Linked DNA regions of Homo sapiens: regions 2 and 3 are each linked to region 1. Evidence: chromatin contacts called from ENCODE Hi-C or POLR2A ChIA-PET data. All regions are on one chromosome and are shown on one strand. The core of a region is the stretch at or near the end of the contact, and the rest is flanking DNA. Distances in the headings are between cores, read along the strand shown. Region 1 holds the start of DYNLL2 (dynein light chain LC8-type 2). Region 2 overlaps TRIM37 (tripartite motif containing 37). Region 3 overlaps MSI2 (musashi RNA binding protein 2).

Region 1 (3,470 bases), core at 629-3,128:
AGGATTTATGCCCTGGCAGCATGGCCTTTGAAGGGCCACTGCTAGCTCATAGTAACCCTTGGGAACACTTGAAAGAAGTCATCTTCTGGTTGGACACTGGCTTGTACCGTGACACACAGGCTAGCAAGCAGTGTGCCGGCTGTATTTTAGCACCCGCTTGCTCCATCGGTTGGATACTCTTGCGCAGTGAATGACCTGTGCAACCATACGTGGCAGATCTGACCTTCAGGCCCTGGAAGGGCCTGGAAACTAAGGACTGTTGGAGAAAGGGGGTACTAGCTTCGCTTTCTCCAGGCAGTCCAGGCGATTAGCCCCGCACAAGCCCTAAGTGTATAAATCATCCTTCCTCGTCTCCCTCCCTTCCTCCCATAGAGGCCACGCCTCCCATTCATGAACACAAAGACTGACATCAGAAAACCCTTAGTGTGAGGGGATACCCCAGGCCTTAACTGGTCTCTGAAATCCCCCAACTGAGGTTGTTAGAGGACAGAACTGTGGAAAGCAGTAACCAGAGGGAATGATTTTTCCAGGTTTCCCCTGACACATAACGAACACTAACTTTTGATGCTTCAAACCAGAGCAGGCCAGGGCCAGGGCAAGTCTGACTTCCTGACCATGGTTTGGAGAGGCGAAGGGGAAAAGATGGGAGTGGGAGCTATCCCCGGCAGCTTCTTAATCCCTACTGTATGGCCAAAATGCTTGGTTCCCAATAAAGGCTCGTCAGCCCTTGAGGTAGACACTTCTGTATAAAACAGACCAGAAAGAAAACCGCAGGCCTGAGGATCTTTCCTGGGAGTGGGATGGAGTGAGGGCAGGCAGGCTCCCAACGCGCACGTTCACACCCACTCTCCCAGAAGTAGTCTCTTGAGCCTCCAGAGGGGCTGCTTCCTGGGTGCACCTCTTTTCAGCTAGAAGCAAGTCAAGCCTGACCTGCGGGATCTGGCAGGGCTCTCTGTACTTGGATTCTCTCCTTTATAAAGTGAGGGGTGTGGATGGGTGGTTTTTGAAGGCTCCTCACAGCTCTGACAGGCACCACCTCTGGGGGCTTCTATTCACTCTCCTCCAACCTTGTCTACCTGGACAGGCAGGGACAGACGACAAGAAATCGCTCACTCTCACCCCCATCCCAGGACCCCAAGGCCATAAATGTGCAAGGACAGCAGAGGCCTGCGTACCAAAGACACATCCCCATCAATTTTGCTTCGGCTCTGTCTCCATTGCTCCTGTAGACAAATACCGGCTGGGGGCCCAGCTGGGAGTTTAGGTCCTTCAGCCTCAAAGAACAAAGGAGGAAGAAGGGACCTTCCCGGAAGGTGAGGGGAGGGAGTCCTGGGGCTCCTATGCCTCTCCCTCTCCATAGGGCTGGCTGTCCCTCTCTTTCTCACAGATACGGGAGGAGGGAGTGTCCTGTCTTTTCCTCTGAGGCTGGTGACTTCATCTCCTCCCCTCTCTAAGGTTGGGGTCTCTACCTCAGCCCCATCTGTTCCCTGGGTCTGAAATCTCCATCCCCCTCTCCCTTTTTTCTCCTTGGGACTGGGGGTCTCCACACCCTTCCCTCTCCTCCTCTCTCAGGACCATGTCTCTTTATTCCTTTTCAGGCCTGGCCTCTCCAGCCCCGGGGGGAGGGGTCCGCATTCCTCTCCTTTCTTAAGGCCACGGCTCCCTCCCCCACCCGCTCCAGCTCCTCCTCCCCACCCCCTCCCTCCGCCCCGAGGCATTGTGGGAGGAAACAAGATGTGGGGCGAGAGCGGCGCGGGGAGAAGCCCGCAGTGCGGGGCCGGGCGGGCTCAGCCAATGGGGAGCGCGGACGGCGGCGCGCGCGGCGGGGGGGCGGGGGCGGGGCACTATTTCAGCGGGGGCCGCGCGTCGGCCGCGCTCAGCGGCAGAGCGGAGCGGAGCTGTGAGGCGCCAGTGCGGAGCGGGCGGGCGGGCGGGCGGCGTGAGGCGGAGCGCGGGCGGCCGGCGAAACTCCAAGGGCGGACCGCGGCAGGGAGCGATCGGCCTCGGGCTGCGGGAGCCGGAGACCGCGGCGGCGGCGGCTGCTGCAGCTGCAGGAGGAGCCCAGGGAACACCGCCCCTGCCTGTGCTCTGCCTCGGGCCATCGCTCCTCCCCAGGGCCCAGTGCGGACTCGCCTCCGTGAAGGTGAGCGGTGGGTGGGGGCGTCCCCCGGGTGGCGGGCCTGTGTCCGTCGCGTGCGACTCTACACGACCCGGCCCTCGCCGCGGTGGCCCTGCGGCCTCCTTAGCCGGCCCCAAGGCCTGGAACAGGGCTGGCCCCGCAGCCCTTGGCGTTGACGGTCCGGGCAGCGCAGCGCGCCCCCGCCGCCCCTCCCTCTCGGCGCAGCCCGGGCTGCGCCACCCTTTGCCCCGGCCACCCTCGTGGCGCTGCTGGAGGCCCGGGCTGCGGAGCTGCCGCTGCCCCCGCCCCCGGGAGTCTCTCTGCGCTGCGTGGAGGCCCCTGATGTCAGGGGCCGGGGAAGAGGGGGTGGAGAGGGCTCGGGCGTGACGCGGCTCCTCCTGCCGCCACCGCCACCCTCTGGGGCGTCCTTCCTGCAGCGAGGACGCCCAGTCACTCCGGCGCTGTTCCAGGCCGGGTGGGGGAGGGCGGCCGACCGGCCGGGGCCTGCGGACCTGGCCGGCGGCGCGGGCGGGAGGTCGGGGGGAAGGAGGATGCTTCCTCGTTCCCCAGGTGCTGCCCTTCGGGACCGCAGCGCTCTGGAGGATGGGATAGTGGAGGGATACGGCCCACTTGGAGAGCCCGAAGAGGGAAGTAGAAGTGTGTGTGTATTGGCGGGTGGGGATGGTGGTCCGTGTCATTCGGAGATTTAGCCTTTTTTTTTGGTTGCAAAACCAGGAATAGAGGATGGGAGCTGTCCTGGGGTGCCCTTTGTGCTTTTCACAGGAGCCTTGGCTCGTGACTGAGGCTGCTGGCCTGGGGCCCTCTGGCCATCTTCCTCCTATCTGGAGGCCCAGGTCCCTTGCTTTTTCCCAAGGAGGGAGGGGCTAGGCTGGACACCTTCCTGTGCTTTGCTTACCGGCACCTTGGACAGGGGTGGTAGGGGTTGGGCTTCACCTCTCTCAGATGCCTGGGGGGCCATTGTAGTCGTAAGACCAATATTATGTAACCGCAGGCTCTTTCCTGGAGAGTAAGGTGGCTTTTAATTACTGTAACAAAGTTGCTCCTTTGGACTTTGGGAATGAGGCAGTGGAGCAGGTGAGCTTGCAGGCAAAATGGTGCCAATTTCATACTTTCACTTTGCTGTCTAACCAGGCCCCACCCCCACCCCTGGGTTTGTAAACAGTGCCCCCTTCTGAGTGGTAACCTGGAATAGGCCACCAGGTGACACTAGTTTTTCTTCACTTATACAGAGCCTTATAATGTAAGAACCTTTCTCCCTGTGCTGCTGTTGTACCTTTGCTCAGACCCATTTGAGTTTACCCCATTTATCTCATTTCAACCATTAGTATTT
Region 2 (3,470 bases), core at 370-2,869, 920 kb after region 1:
AAAGATACCAGAGCACCAGGAAAATATGCAAAATATAAAGCAGAAAATGGCATAGGCTTAACAATGTTGTCACTCCAGGATATCTTGCAGAGGAATGTTCAGATTGATTATTAAGGCCTCTGGGTAACTTTAAATGTGTATTTCTCTAACTTGACAGTATATCCTTTTACTGATTAATCTGTATTCCAGAAAACTGCTTGACAGCAGAATACTTATGGTATATCCACATGATAGAATATTAGGTTGCCATAAAAAATGAAGTTTATGAAATTTTAAATAACATACAAATATATTTAAGTGAAAAAAGCAGAATAAAAAACTATTTATAAAATATTTAGGTAGGGCTGGCATGGTAGCTCACACCTGTAACCCCAGTACTTTGGGAGGCCAAGGTGGGCAGATCACCTGAGGTCAGGAGTTCGAGACCAGGCTGGCCAACATGGTGAAACCCTGTCTCTACTAAAAATTACAAAAACTAGCTGGATGTGGTGGCACATGCCTGTAGTCCCAGCTATTCAGGAGGCTGAGGTGGGAGAATTGCTTGAACCCAGGAGGCAGAAGTTGCAGTGAGCTGAGATTGTGCCACTGCACTTCAGCTTGGGAGACAGAGCAAGACTCTGTCTAAAAAAAAAAGAAGAAGAAATGCAATGCAAATAAGACAGAAGAAAACAAGGGAAAATATTAATAGTAGGTTTCTCTTGTTTTTTTCCTAATAACTTTTTTGGGGGTAGGAGGGAATAAAAATTATTTCATAATCTGCATGTATTTCTAAGTTATTTTTATTTTAAAAGGTTAAAGTTATCTTACAGTAGGCTAGAAAAGGAAAAAAAACCCAAACATCTGAAATCTCCCCAGGGATTGGCAATCATTTCCTATGAAGGGTAAATATTTAGGCATTGTAGGCCACAAATGGACTCTCTTGAAAATTCTTCTTTGGGCTGGGCACGGTGGCTCACGCCTGTAATACCAGGACTTTGGGAGGCCAAGGCAGGTGGATCACGAGGTCAAGAGTTCGAGACCAGCCTGGCCAACATGGTGAAACTCCATCTCTACTAAAAATACAAAAACATTAGCCAGGCGTGGTGGTGTATACCTGTAATCCCAGCTACTCAGGAGGCTGAGGCAGGAGAATCGCTTGAACCCAGGAGGCGGAGGTTGCAGTGAGCCAAGATCACGCCACAGCACTCCATCCTGGGTGACAGAACAAGACTCCATCTCGGGGCAAAAAAAAAAAAAAAGAAAAAAAAAACCCACAAAGAAAATTCTTCTTTGTTTCTTTTGCTTGGTTTTTAAAGACTCTTTACAAAGTAAAAACCATTCTCAGGTCACAGACTATACAAAAGCAGGTTGTGGACCCCGTCTCTGCCCAGTAAGTAGCACTCATTAGGTGCAACCAAGCCAAATATTACTGGCTGTGTTTTTTTAGTACTCACCATAATAGTTAACCAAAGAATGTTGTCTCACAAATGACAATAATTAAAAAAAAAAAAAAAGAAGTAGAAGCAGAAGAAGCAAAAGCAGTAGAGCGGAAAAAGTAGAAGTAGCAGCAGCAGAAGAAGAAGAAAGAGAAGCGGCAGCGGTGGTTTTAGTAATCTGTGTAAAATGACATCATGTGCTGCACCTTCATCCGGGGGCTGTGTCATGACCATGAAGGAGTCGTGAAACCCGCCCACACTGGTATGCTCTTCCTGCTCCTCATTCTCAGTGTCACATTCAATGTCACTGTCGCTACTCATTCCTGGCAGGAAGGAAGGAGAACATGTTTCTGAAAAGAAACCACTGTAAGTAAAAGGAAACAGAAATCTCCGTATCTGCTAAACTGAGATTCCTATTGAATTTTACATGGAATGCCAAGAATTCAACAAACTAAACACTAACAAAACAAAGACAAAAGTAACCGCACAAACCTCGATTCTCTTTAGCTATTTAGAGTGGTTTTATTTCTGTTCTCAAAGTTTAAAATTGCCCTTTCCATAGTACCTGAAAGTTATTATTTGAAACCAGCATTAATTTTATTATACTGATAATACTTTTTTCCAAATCAAACACTGTTTTTTTTTCAGTCACAAGAGATAACAGGAACTCTTTTAATCCTGATTCATTATAGACATAATTATATTCCCTAGCCTAAAACATAAATATAAATGTGTTATACAAATCCACATGGTGTATGAATATTAGAAATTCTGGCAATTCTAATAATAGTTTGTATTCTAATTGGGCATCTAATTTTTTTGTGTATGTCGGTTGATTTGTATTTATTTTTATTTTTTGAGAGACAGGGTCTCGCTCTGTCACCCTAGGCTGGGCTGCAGTGGCCTGATCATAGCTCACTGCAGCCTCAAACTCCTAAGCTCAAGGGATACTTCCGCCTTAGCCTCCCAAGTAGATAGGTCCACAGGTACATGACACCATGCCCTGCTAATTTAAAAATTTTTTGGAGGGACAGGGTCTTGCTATAATATGTTGCCCAGGCTGGTCTTGAAATCCTGGGCTTGAGAAGAGATCCTCCCACTTTAGCCTCTTACAGTGCTGGGATTACAGGTCACTGTGCCTGGCCACATCAGTTGATTTTTAAAAGAATAATTCTATAAAAAGTATTTGTTTCAGCAAGATAGCAATCAAGAAAACCTGAAAATCTTTCTGCTACAAATCCTTACAAATAGCAAGATAAAATATAAATGTAAAACATTATTTTAATGAACAAGCACATTAAAAGGCAGAAAGGAAATCCACAGTGTCAGAAACAAAGAAAGATAAGGAACTTTCATTAGTGGGTCAGGGACCACAGTTGCCCTGGAGAGCTTCCTGTGAGGATTTTTAAACACTGCCTTGGGATAGAAAAATGAACCCCCCACAGAAAGGGAATTAAAAGTGAGACTAAAACTCCACCCCCTGCATAATGTTAAAATTTTTGTTTGTTTTCTTGAGACAGGGTCTCACTCTGTTACCCAGGCTGGAGTACAGTGGTGCAATCATGGCTTACCACAGCCTTGACCTCCCAGGGCTCAGATGATCCTCCCACCTCAGCCTCCCAACAGGCCTGTGCCATCACACCTGGCTAATTTTTGTAATTTGTTAGTAGACATGGGATTTCGCCATGTTGCCCAGACTGGTCTTCAACTCCTGAGCTGAAGTGATTCACCCGCTTTGGCCTCCTAAAGTGGTGGCATTACAGGCATGAGCCACCATGCCTGGCCAATGCTAAAATTCCTATTGAAAGAACAGACTAGAAAAATGTCTGCCTACTGGCATAGGAAAACAGCAAGGAATTTTGTCTGTTTCTACTGGGCTCTGAAGAGGGGGAAAAAAGTCTTACCTCAAAATTCAAAGTAAGATTTATGTGCCTAATTTCGGTTTGGGATTTAAGGTTGAGGTTCAAATTTTAAGAAATTAACATAAAAATTGTTCAGGAGCTAGTGTTATTTGAATAAAGCAAAAGTAAAATCCTCTCTGGAAGGAAGGTTCTA
Region 3 (3,470 bases), core at 264-2,763, 620 kb before region 1:
GTTTGGGAGGCCAGAAGTCCAAGATAAGGGTGCGGGCAGGGTTGGTTCCTGCTGAGGGCTCTGAGGGACAGTCTGTCCCAGGCCTCTCCCCTTGCCTCTGGTGGCTTGCGGGCAGTCTTTGGCATTACTTGGCTTGTAGACACATCACTCCAATCTCTGCCTTCATCTTTATGTAACCCTCTCCCTGTGCTCATGCCTGGGCCTAAATGTCCCCTGTTTGTAAGAACACCAGTCACATTGGATTAGGGTTCTCTCCGACTTTCTCTTGCTCTGTGTCTCTCTGGTGCCACCTCACCTGCCTGGCCCTTCATGGTTCACCTTACTGTGTGGGTCCCAGCCATCCACCAGAGATGGACAGGTGCCTCCTGGGCTGCCAGCCCCTGCCAGGACTCCTTTCTTTGCCTTTCCAGAGGTGGGTGTTGTGCCCACGTGACCCCAGACATCTCACCTTGCAGCTTCTAGATTCCCCTGCCCTTCTCTGACAAAACTTTTCTTCTGGAACATTGACTAACTCCTCTGTGTAGGCTGCAGTTCCCAGCAGGGGTTTATGAGTGTGGACAAGAAAAAGGGTATATCTATGTGAGTCTGCATACTTGGAGAATTTCCTTCTATCGATCAAAAAATATTCCAGCACAGAGCAGGACATTCTCCTGAATAAGCCTTATCACTTAAAGCATTTCCTCCTCAAAGGCAATCCATTTAGGTGAAGTGCAGAGACAACTGAGTTGAAATTCATCAAGAGGGGAATGTTGGCCCCCAAAGCATTATGGGCCATTAAGTCTGTAATGTGGCAGAGGCCTCTGGATAGCCAGAGTTCCTTCCTTCCTGGTGAATTGCAAGGGCTGCTGTGCCGGCACCTTCCTGTTATAGTCTCTGTCATACACACAAGCACTCAGACATTCTCCTGGTGTTTCCCTCTTCCTTGGGCACCTGTGTCCATAACGGAGGATGGTGATAGCTGGGAGACTCCCGCTTGGATGTCAGTGGAGGCCATGGGGCCCCTTCCACCACAGGTCTCAGGATTAAGGAGCTGCAGTTTTCATCGCAACGAGTGCCCCTTTCCCTGCTTATAGCTTGGAGGACGCTAGTCCTGGGCTCTGGGAGGGATATAGATAGATACCTGTGTCCCTCTGCCCTCTCCCTTCTGCTAGGACCCCGGCCTGCTCAGTTTGCCAAGGGTGGCTTGTTTTCCGTCTGGAGTGTCAAGCCTGCATTGAGAGGGAAGGCGTGGGGCTGGACCTTCCAGCATTGTGTATGTAGGAGTGGGGGTGGTGGGCAGGGTGAGTAGGACCTTTGTCTGACTAGGACCAATAGTTTTGAAATGACTTGAAAAAAATTTGATCTTGGGGAATTTCCAGCATGAGTAAAACCTAGAGACTTCTCAGAGTTTTGAGAAAGCCACCCCCTGTCAAGCCAGTCACCGCTTCTGTCTCTACAGCCTCCCTCCCCATGGCCCCACTGAGACTGCCTCCTGTCCAGGCCCTAGTCACCCACCCACTAAGGCTTTGCCCCGCCCTCCCAGCTGGCTGGGTCTCCTCCCCAACAGCCCGGGGCTTCTTCTGCCTCCCCATGAGCACTGCCTTCACATGGGGGTGCCTCCATCAGAATCTCCGGGGTGTTCTCATACCTGGCCTTCCAGACCCTTCCCTGTCCAGTCCAATCACAACCTCAGCTTCATCCATTCAGCAGTGTGAACCCACTGCTCCAGCCCCCTGCTCTGCCCCTGGCCCTGGACAGCACATCTGCTGTGCCCAGTCCAGAGCACTCCCCCTCTCTAAATAGTTGAGACCTACCCTCCAACACCAGTTCTGTGCATTCATTCTCTATATTATCCAACCAGCATCGCCCTCTTCTTTGTCATTTGTTCGACACTTTCTGGATCCTTAGACTGGAACACTTCAGACTGAAGAGTTTACCTGAATTTTGTCACCCCTAAAGTGTCTCCACCTTGTCTACTTTCACATGTAGTTTGGTTCAGTTTAATGAACGTGTGTGTGTGTGTGTGTGTGTGTGTGTGTATGTGTGTGTGTGTGTGTGTTTTCAAGAATATTTTCTGGACTCACAGTGGTTCTGTCTCCTTGGTTGATATTTTGGGAGATGAGGTGGGGAGTTGAGGAAGGAAGGAAGGAAAGAAGTGACCTGGAGGTAGAAAAAGAGTTGGCCAGGGCAGTGGCTCACGCTTGTAATTCCGGCACTTCGGGAGGCTGAGGCAGATGGATCACTTGAGCCCAGGAGTTTGGGGCCAGCCTGAGCAACATGGCAAAACCCTATCTCTACAGAAAAAAACAAAAATTAGTCAGGCGTGGTGGCACGTGCCTATAGTCCCAGCTACTCAGGAGGCTGAGGCAGGAGGATCACTTGAGCCTGGGAGGTCAAGGCTGCAGTGAGCCATGATTGTGCCACTGCACTCCAGCCTGGGCAACGGAGCAAGACCCTATTTCAAAAAACAAAAAGGAAAAGCAGAGGTGTCTTAGAAGCAGAAGTGGATAGGCCACCTTTCTGGAAGGGTCTGGACAGATCTCAAGTAGGGGGTCAGATTGGGGAGAACATGGTTAGATCCATTTCTCTGAGGATGGCTGCAAGCAAGAAGACTGCTGCCTCGTTACGGGGTGTGGGTGTGGGCCAGCCTCTTCAGCTGGAAGGAGGAGATGGGGAGAGGCAGGGCATCCTCCCACGCTGCTGCCCCTTGGGACACTCTTTGGAAGCCTGAGAGTTCCTGGTAGGCCACTCTGTTCCTGTCCCTTCCTCTTTTCTCTGAGATTGGTCCAGTAGGCAGCCTGCAGAGCCTCTGGCTTCAGCTTGGCCAGAAGACGTCTGACCTTACCAAAAAGTCCTTGGTTCTGAGTTGAAAACGGTCCGTCTCCATCGTCAGATATGACAGAGCCCCATGAGCGGTGCCCACCTGGCATGAGATACTGTCGTGAAAGCCTGCACTAGCCTCCCTGTTAAGTGGTGCGGCTTCCTTGCTTCCTGCTGACAGCACTCATCTTATACCTGCCCTGGGAAATGCCCTCGTGTTGGGCCACATGAATGATTCTCAAAGGCAGAAAAACAATTTTTTTTGATGGAACCATCAAGAATAGTTTAAGCATGTGATATTATTATCCTTTTCATTACTGTTGTATTTCTATTTAACATGATTAGATGACTAGTTCTGAAAACCTAAATTAAAGCACAGGCCGGGTGCGGTGGCTCAGGCCTATAATCCCAGTACTTTGAGAAGCCAAGGCGGGTGGATCACTTGAGTCTAGGAGTTCGAGAACAGCCTGAGCAACATGGCAAAACCCCATCTCTACTTAAAGAAAAAAAAACACACAGAGGAGGCATTTTGTTGAGATGAGAGTCAGCTCACATCACATTGCAGACACCTCTCTCAAAGGCAAAGGTCTTCCTGGGCCCCTTTCCCTAACCAGGGAAAATGAGGTAGATCCCTGCCTGGGTTTTTTCAGAAGCTGCTTTGTGTTTTTGTG

What was found. Hi-C counts contacts between places; a loop is a spot of excess contacts on that map. ChIA-PET counts read pairs that join two places held with the same protein, here RNA polymerase II (POLR2A). Pooled maps may share reads with other maps.
Region 2: a loop to region 1 is called in a pooled map, with 8 times the contacts of the local background. The contact joins the enhancer-like site here to the promoter of DYNLL2 in region 1. A Hi-C loop is called at or near these places in 2 of 50 pooled maps. POLR2A ChIA-PET finds 5 or more read pairs at or near these places in 2 of 52 experiments (T-cell and activated CD4-positive, alpha-beta T cell).
Region 3: a map with no recorded cell type shows a loop between it and region 1 (5-fold over the local background). The contact joins the enhancer-like site here to the promoter of DYNLL2 in region 1. A Hi-C loop is called at or near these places in 1 of 37 single-sample maps with no recorded cell type and 5 of 50 pooled maps. POLR2A ChIA-PET finds 5 or more read pairs at or near these places in 2 of 52 experiments (A673 and OCI-LY7).

The regions. Positions count from the first base shown.
Region 1 is chr17:58,081,541-58,085,010 of GRCh38, forward strand. It overlaps DYNLL2 (dynein light chain LC8-type 2), which reads left to right and starts at 1,879. Exons shown (of 3, transcript NM_080677.3): 1 at 1,879-2,143. DYNLL2-DT (DYNLL2 divergent transcript) reads right to left here and starts at 1,664. Exons shown (of 3, transcript NR_110809.1): 1 at 1,176-1,664; 2 at 1-1,076. RefSeq lists an enhancer at 1,608-1,902 and silencers at 1,619-1,968, 1,979-2,038, 2,079-2,498, 2,539-2,668.
Region 2 is chr17:58,999,977-59,003,446 of GRCh38, forward strand. TRIM37 (tripartite motif containing 37) reads right to left here. Exons shown (of 24, transcript NM_015294.6): 23 at 1,622-1,738. Among named protein-coding and RNA genes, the nearest start is that of TRIM37, 110 kb to the right of the region's middle. RefSeq lists enhancers at 1,277-2,476, 1,421-1,660, 1,711-1,760. Within about 2 kb of position 1,620, at least 22 of the 41 ENCODE cell types and tissues checked have a DNase peak (open chromatin) inside an H3K27ac peak, as active enhancers do.
Region 3 is chr17:57,462,003-57,465,472 of GRCh38, forward strand. All of the region lies in intron 6 of MSI2 (musashi RNA binding protein 2), which reads left to right. Among named protein-coding and RNA genes, the nearest start is that of MSI2-AS1, 140 kb to the right of the region's middle. RefSeq lists enhancers at 24-263, 1,200-1,519, 1,620-1,699 and a silencer at 1,026-1,320. Within about 2 kb of position 1,514, at least 2 of the 41 ENCODE cell types and tissues checked have a DNase peak (open chromatin) inside an H3K27ac peak, as active enhancers do.